Linked DNA regions of Homo sapiens: region 2 is linked to region 1. The links are chromatin contacts, found by Hi-C in ENCODE. All regions are on one chromosome and are shown on one strand. The core of a region is the stretch at or near the end of the contact, and the rest is flanking DNA. Distances in the headings are between cores, read along the strand shown. Region 1 holds the start of PLEKHJ1 (pleckstrin homology domain containing J1). Region 2 holds the start of ZNF554 (zinc finger protein 554).

Evidence for each region. Hi-C counts contacts between places; a loop is a spot of excess contacts on that map. Pooled maps may share reads with other maps.
Region 2: a loop to region 1 is called in a pooled map, with 9 times the contacts of the local background. The contact joins the promoter of ZNF554 here to the promoter of PLEKHJ1 in region 1. A Hi-C loop is called at or near these places in 6 of 50 pooled maps.

Annotation. Positions count from the first base shown.
Region 1 is chr19:2,234,487-2,237,980 of GRCh38, forward strand. It overlaps PLEKHJ1 (pleckstrin homology domain containing J1), which reads right to left and starts at 1,843. Exons shown (of 6, transcript NM_018049.3): 1 at 1,669-1,843; 2 at 1,437-1,504; 3 at 1,276-1,342. The coding sequence starts at 1,762. It overlaps SF3A2 (splicing factor 3a subunit 2), which reads left to right and starts at 2,338. Exons shown (of 9, transcript NM_007165.5): 1 at 2,338-2,415. It overlaps MIR6789 (microRNA 6789), which reads right to left and starts at 1,440; the gene lies at 1,343-1,440. RefSeq lists enhancers at 68-647, 650-1,258, 1,867-2,475, 2,054-2,103 and silencers at 1,284-1,913, 2,524-2,623.
Region 2 is chr19:2,818,528-2,822,057 of GRCh38, forward strand. It overlaps ZNF554 (zinc finger protein 554), which reads left to right and starts at 1,341. Exons shown (of 5, transcript NM_001102651.2): 1 at 1,341-1,597. The coding sequence starts at 1,545. RefSeq lists a silencer at 1,380-1,819 and an enhancer at 1,752-2,445.

The sequences.
Region 1 (3,494 bases), core at 593-3,092:
GATTGCTTGAGCTCAGGAGTTCGAGACCAGCCTGGGTGACATGGCAAAATCCCCATCTCTACAAAAACAAAAATTAGCCAGGTGTGGTGGTGGGGCCTTGTAGGCCCAGCCACTCCGGAGTCAGAAGTGGGAGGACTGCTTGAGCCAAGGGGGTTGAGGCTGCAGTGAGCTGTGATCACGCCACTGCACTCCAGCCTCGGAAACAAAAGATCCTGTCTCAAAAATAAAGAGGGCCGGGTACGGTGGCTCAAGACCGTAATCCCAGCACTTTGGGAGGCCGAGGTGGGAGGATCACCTGAGGTCAGGAGTTCGAGAGCAGCCTGGCCAATATGGCGAAACCCCGTCTCTACTAAAAATACAAAAATTAGCTGGGCATGGTGGCGCGTGCCTGTAGTACCAGCTACTCGGGAGGCTGAGGCAGGAGAATCACTTGAACCCGAGAGGGGGAAGTTACAGGGAGCCGAGATTGCACCACTGCACTCCAGCCTGGGCGACATACCAAGACCCTGTCTCAAAAAATAAGCAAATAAAATAATAAAGTGAAGTAAAAAGGGGTTGTCAGGGTGGGCCCTAAATTCTGCTTGGCGTCTGTGTAGAAGGGGAAATGTGGGCACAGACGTGATGCAAGGAGGACAAGGTGACGCTTCCACAAGCCAAGGAACCTGGAGGATACTGGCCACCACTAGGAACTGGGAGATTCCCCTCGGCCTCAGAAGGATTCGGCCCCACCCACACCTTCATCTAGGATTTCTGGCCTCCAGAACTGTAGAGAATGTTTCTGATATTTAAGCCACCTGGCCTGTGGAATTTTGACAGCCACTCTGGGCAAACTAGCAGGGACTCCATCTTTCCCCGCAGAAGGGAATCTCTTAAGACCCAGGAGAACACCCCCCTCTCACTCCTCCTACCCCCACCTGGGATTTCCAGCCCGGGGCCATATAACAATGCTAGACCCATGCTACTCTTGGCAGCTGGGGAAACGCTTTGGGTGGGGCTGGCCCACCTGCCCTGTAAGTACAGCCTGGGCCCACAGGGAACAAAGAGCAGAGTCTGGGAGGGACCCAAGCTTAAGTGGACTCGGCAGGTGGGAAGGGTGGTGCCCGCCAGGAGAACTTGACCTTGAGCTGCCCGTGGACAATGCACTCTTGTGTTTGAGGAGGGTGGCGCCAGGCTGGGGACACAGAGGAGACCTTGGGCGCCCGGGGAGGGGAAAGTGCGGCGCTGCGGGTGCCCCGGGCTGCGGGAAGCGCCGCTGGCTTCCCTAGCCCCACTCACTGATGGAGAAGGTGCCGGGCTCTTCCCGGACGACTCTGCAGCGCTCCAGCAGCAGGGCTCCGACGGGCTGGAGGAGACACGGGCGCCGGGACGGGGCAGTGAGCACCCGGCCTCCGAGGGGCCCAGCCTGGGACCCGCCCGCGCGCCCGGGACGCCCCTACCTCGGCCTCGTCTGTCCGAAAGTAGAAGAGGAAATTCACCACCAGCTTCACCAGCCGCCGCTTCAGCACTGCGGGCACAGCGCGCACTCAGGGGCGCAGGCAGCCCCCGCCCGGACCCCGGCCTCCCGTCCCCGGCGCCCCGACCCGGACTCCGGCCTCCGGCACCCCCGCCCAGACCCCGGCCCCGGCCTCCCGCCCCTGGCACTGTCTCGGTCTCCCGGGTCCCGCTCACCGCTGCCCTTCTTGGGGCCCCTCATGCCCAGCTCGGCCGCCATCTCGGCCGGCTGCCGGGACAGAGCCTGCAGCTCCTTCTCGTTGTACCGCATGGCTCCGCGGGGAACGGGAACCCGGGCCGCGCCCTCCCGGCCGCCGTCCCCGCTCAGGCTGGGGCCGGCGCCAAAAATGTCTCAGGGCGCAGACACGGAAGCACCCCCAGGGCTAGTGCGCCTGCGCACCTTGGGCCAGCCATGCCGCCCGCCTCCGCTGCGTGGCGCTGGCGACCCGTGGCTGCTGGCGTGGGCGGGGTACCGGTTGGTAGGAGAGACGGACCGTTGTTACATAACCATTAAACTGAAATAAACCGGACCAAGGTGGAACAGAATCAAGGCACCCCAGCGATGGCTGGCACCCCTTTCTAGAGCGGCCAGGCGCAGGCGGAGGGAGCGATAACGTCGCCCGGAGAGTGTCAGCCGCTCCCTCGCGAAAGTTGGCCCCGTGCGGCCGCAGCGGACCGAGGGTTCGTTGAGAGCGTTGTGCGCACGCGCAGTTTGCCTTCCAGGCCGCGCTTTCAGCCTCTCCCCCTCCAGCCTTTTCCTTCGCGCCTCGGGACCCTCTGACTCACGCCGCTGGGCGGGCCAGGCATGCGCACACCAGAGGGCCCGTCTCATTTGCCCCGGAAGTGCTTTCTTTGCCCGCCGTTCGCCAAACGAAGTCGTGGAGGTGGCGAAACGAGGAGGAGATAACGCGGCCTTGGGCTCTGGTGAGGAGTAGAGGCGGTTGAGGGCGGCGGCCGACGCGGACCGGGGGTTCCCTGGGGGACAGCGGACGTAGGAGAGAGGCGCTTGCGACAGGCCGCGGGCCGAGGGTGGGGCGGCGGCGTCGCTCCCCTCCCTCCTCCCGTGAGCGTCCGGCCTTGTGCATCCTGAGGCCCCGCGCTGGGCGGGCCTGGAGGGTCGGGCCCGCCAGGAACTCTATTTCCAAACTCCTGTTGGGAGGCCGCGCGCGGGGCCTCACGCCTGTAATCTCACTGCTCAGGGAGGCCTTGGCGGGAGGATCGCTTGAGGCCAGGAGTTCGAGACCAGCCTGGACAACACACCGAGACCCCCATCTCTACAAAAAATTTTAAAAAATTAGCCAGGAGTGGTGGTTGTACCTGTAGGCCCAGCTACTCGAGAGGATCGCTTGAGCTCGGAATGTCGAGGCTGCAGTGAGCCATGATCCCACCACTGCACTCCAGCCTGGGCAACATAGCGAGACCCCATCACTGCAAAAAAAAAAAAAAAAAAAATTAGCCGGGCGTGGTTGGTGACGCGCGCCTGTAGTCCCAGCTACTCTGGAGGCTGAAGCGGGAAGATCGCTTGAGTCCAGGAGGTCGAGGCTGCAGTGAGTTGTGATTGTGCCGTTGCACTCCAGCCTGGACAACAGAGCAAGACCCTGTTTGACAAAATAAAAAAGAAACAACCAAGATTCGTTGGGGTCGAATCGGGATCGCGGCTGAAATGGTTTCGGCCGCCTTCCTTGTAGCCGAGAACGCTTCTGTATGCTCATCTATACCTGTTAGTTGACTGGGGCTCTGTGATGTAATTCCTGTGAGCCTCAGTTCCCTTAAAATGGGAGTGACGGCTTCAACATCATGCCAAAGGCGACCAGAACACGTTAGCTGGCCCCATTTTGCAGGTGCACCCCGCTGTGACCGTTGTTCTTGTGTATCCTTGGACGACACCAAACAGCCAGGCGGAGCTCTGGAAAATAGGTTGTTGGCTAGGTTAAGGAGAGAACGGTGTTGCCACGAAAAACTAATTCCTTCTCAATGGTCTAGTCCCAGGTCCCAGAGGCCAC
Region 2 (3,530 bases), core at 91-2,590, 580 kb after region 1:
TGACTAAGGTCAGAGCAGGTGACAAGGATGACTAAGGTCAGAGCAGGTGACCAAGGATGACTAAGGTCAGAGCAGGTGACCAAGGGTGACTAAGGTCAGAGCAGGTGATAGGGGCTAGGAGGGGTTGTTTACTGAAACTAGGGGCAAGGAAACGAAAAGAACGAGGAAGTTAAAGTTTAAAATGAAGAACAAAGAATAGGTGGCCGGGCGCGGTGGCTCACGCCTGTAATCCCAGCACTTTGGGAGGCTGAGGCAGGCGGATCACGAGGTCAGGAGATCGAGACCATCCTGGCTAACACGGTGAAACTCCGTCTCTACTAAAAATACAAAAAAATTAGCCGGGCGTGGTGGCGGGCGCCTGTGGTCCCAGCTGCTTGGGAGGCTGAGGCAGGAGAATGGCGTGAACCTGGGAGGCGGAGCTTGCAGTGAGCCGAGATCGCGCCGCTGCACTCCAGCCTGGGCGACAGAGCGAGACTCCATCTCAAAAAAAAAAAAAAAAAGAACAGGGGAGCTGAATATACGGAAACATTGGTTCTTTGGAGAGGAGCTCATAACTGATTGTACTTAACAATTTACAGGCTAAAACCTTTGAAGAGGAATTTGTTGTATCCTACAACAGTATATTAATTATAGTAGTTTTACTATTTTAATTTCTCATAAATAACAATCAGTAGAATATTAAATAAATATTTAAACAATAATTTAATTTGGCTGGGCGTGGTGGCTCACGCCTGTAATCCCAGCACTTTGGGAGGCCAAGGCGGGCAGATCACTGGAAGTCAGGAGTTCGAGACCAGCCTGGCCAACATGGTGAAACCGCGTCGCTACCAAAAATATAAAAAATTAGCCGAGTGTGGTTGTGCACGCCCGTAATCCCAGCTACTTGGGAGACTGAGGCAGGATAATCGCTTGAACCCGAGGGGGCGGAGGTTTCAGTGACCTGAGATCATGCCATTGCACTCCAGCCTGGGCGACAAGAGCGAAACTCAGTCTCAAAAACAAACAACAATTACTTAAGCAATCATTTTAATAAGTATGTAATACATTATACGTTTATATAACTTGCTTAATAAATAATAGTAGTTATTAATATCCAATGGCAAGCCGCCGGGAAACGACGGAGCTGGGATTTGAGGATTGGCTCCGCGAACCCCACAACACCCGGGGACTCCAGCGAACCACACGGGGTGGATCCAACAGCCGCAGGGGCATCGTGGTCCTGCGGAGACGCCGCCCGCCCGGAGGCGGCGCTGTGACCCAGGTTGGAGAGTCAGGAGCCCAGCGCCGCGCTGCGGGGCCTGCTGGGACTTGTAGTTCGCAGGTTCGGGGTGCGCAGGCGCAGTGCCGAGTTTACCTCTGCGCGCGTCGGGGTTGGTGGCGGCGGCTGCGGCGAGTTCCTGAGGGGCGCCTGCGGGGGGCGTCCGCTCCGAGCGCCGAGGAGCCGAGCGGAGGAGGCGTCCCAGGGACACGCAGGGGAGGCCGGCCGGCCTGCACGGGGCGCTCCCGCCTCGGGGGCCCTGTCTGGCGCCTCAGCGCGCGCCCCGATGGTCACCTGCGCCCACCTGGGCCGGCGCGCGCGGCTCCCGGCAGCTCAGCCGTAAGTGCCGCCGCCTCCCGCGCCGCGACCTCCGTGCCGGGCCTGCCGGGGCTCTGGTGGGGCTGGGTCTGGCGGGGCCGGGTGGCCGGGGCATGACCCTGTCGCGATAGGGTCCCCACGGGAGGGTCGGGAGCCGGCAGCTCGCCCAGGGCCCCAACGCCCAGGATGGCACGGTCTGCCCTTGCCCTGTGAAAACGCCCCTGGGTGAGAGACGCATAAGCTTTCCGAGGCCCAGCCTGCAAGGAGAGGGAGAAGACGCATTGACTCTACCCTAAAGGCAGAGAGGGGCTGCCACGCTCGCACTGCAGTGAGGCCACATCAGAGGGTCTGAGCGAGGGGCGGTCCTGCCCTCCAGGGGACACCGGGCGATGTCTGGGGACGTCTGTGGTTGTCATAACTGGGGGCAGTTCCTGGCATGGAGTAGGTGGAGGCCAGGGATGCAACTCAGCACCCTGCCCAGCCCAGAGAATGACCCAGGCTCCAGTGTCCACAGCGCCCTGAGGGAGAGACCTCACTTATACGTTAGCACCGCTGTCCTGGTGATAAGACAGCAAGGGTCCTTTTTTTTTTTTTTTTGAGACGGAGTCTGGAGTGCAATGGCATGATCTCGGCTCACTGCAACCTCCGCCTCCCGGGTTCAAGCCATTGTCCTGCCTCAGCCTCCCAAGTAGCTGGGATTACAGGCGTATGCCACCACGCCCGGCTAATTTTTGCATTTTTAGTAGAGACGGGGTTTCACCATGTTGGCCAGGCTGGTCTCGAACTCCCACCTCAGGTGATCCACCCGCCTCAGCCTCCCAAAGTGCTGGGATTACAGGCGTGAGCCACCGCGCAGCTGCAAGGGTCTATTCTGTTTATACCCACCACCCATGTTGAGGAATGAGGGAGGCAGCTGACCTTTCTGCTGCTCTAGCAACCCCAACCTCCCTGAACTCTCCCCTACCCAAACAGGTTGGTTTCTTTTTCTTCTTCTTTTTTTTTTCTTGAGACAGTCTCGCCCTATTGCCCAGGCTGGAGTGCAGTTGCACGATCTCGGCTCACTGCATCCACCTCGTGGGTTCAAGTGATTCTCCTGCCTCAGCCTCCCAAGTAGCTGGGATTACAGGTGCACGCCACCCCGCCTGGCTAATTTTTATATTTTTAGTAGATACAGAGTTTCTCCATGTTGGCCAGCCAGGCTGGTATCGAACTCCTGACCTCAGGTGATCCACCTACCTCGGCCTCCCAAAGTGACCACTGCGCCCGGCGCCTTTGGTTCTTACATGAGCCTCCTGGAGCTGCTGTGACAATGCACCACAAACCAGGGGGCAGGGGGAGGCTTGAAATTTATTCTCTCACAAGTCTGGAGGCCAGAAGCCCAACATGAAGATGTGGTGGGGCCGTGGTGCTTCTGAAGGCTCTGGCGGGAGGATCTTCTCTGTCTCTTCCAGCTTCTGGGGGTGGCCTGCCATAGTTGGTGTCCCTTGGCTTGGGGCCACATCACTCCAAGCTCTGCCTGCATCATCATGTGGCCTTCTTCCCTGTGTCTCTTTCTCCTTTTTTGTTTTTATTTTTATTTTTTGAGATGGGGTCTCGGTCTGTCACCTGGCTGGAGTGCAGTGGCACGATCTCGGCTCACTGCAATCTCTACCCCACAGGATCAAGCAATTCTGCCTCAGCCTCTCGAGTAGCTGGGATTACAGGTGCACGCCACCACACCCAGCTAATTTTTGTATTTTTAGTAGAGACGGGGGTTTTGCCATGTTGGCCAGGCTGGTCTCGAACTCCTGACCTCGTGGTCTGCCCGCCTTGGCCTTTCAAAATGCTGGGATTACAGACGTGAGTCACCTAGTCCAGCTGTCTCTTTCTCTTATAAGGACAATACTCATGACCCCAGTAGCTGGAAGAGGCGGAAGGATTTTTCCTGAGAGCTTTTGTTTCTTCTTTTCCTTAT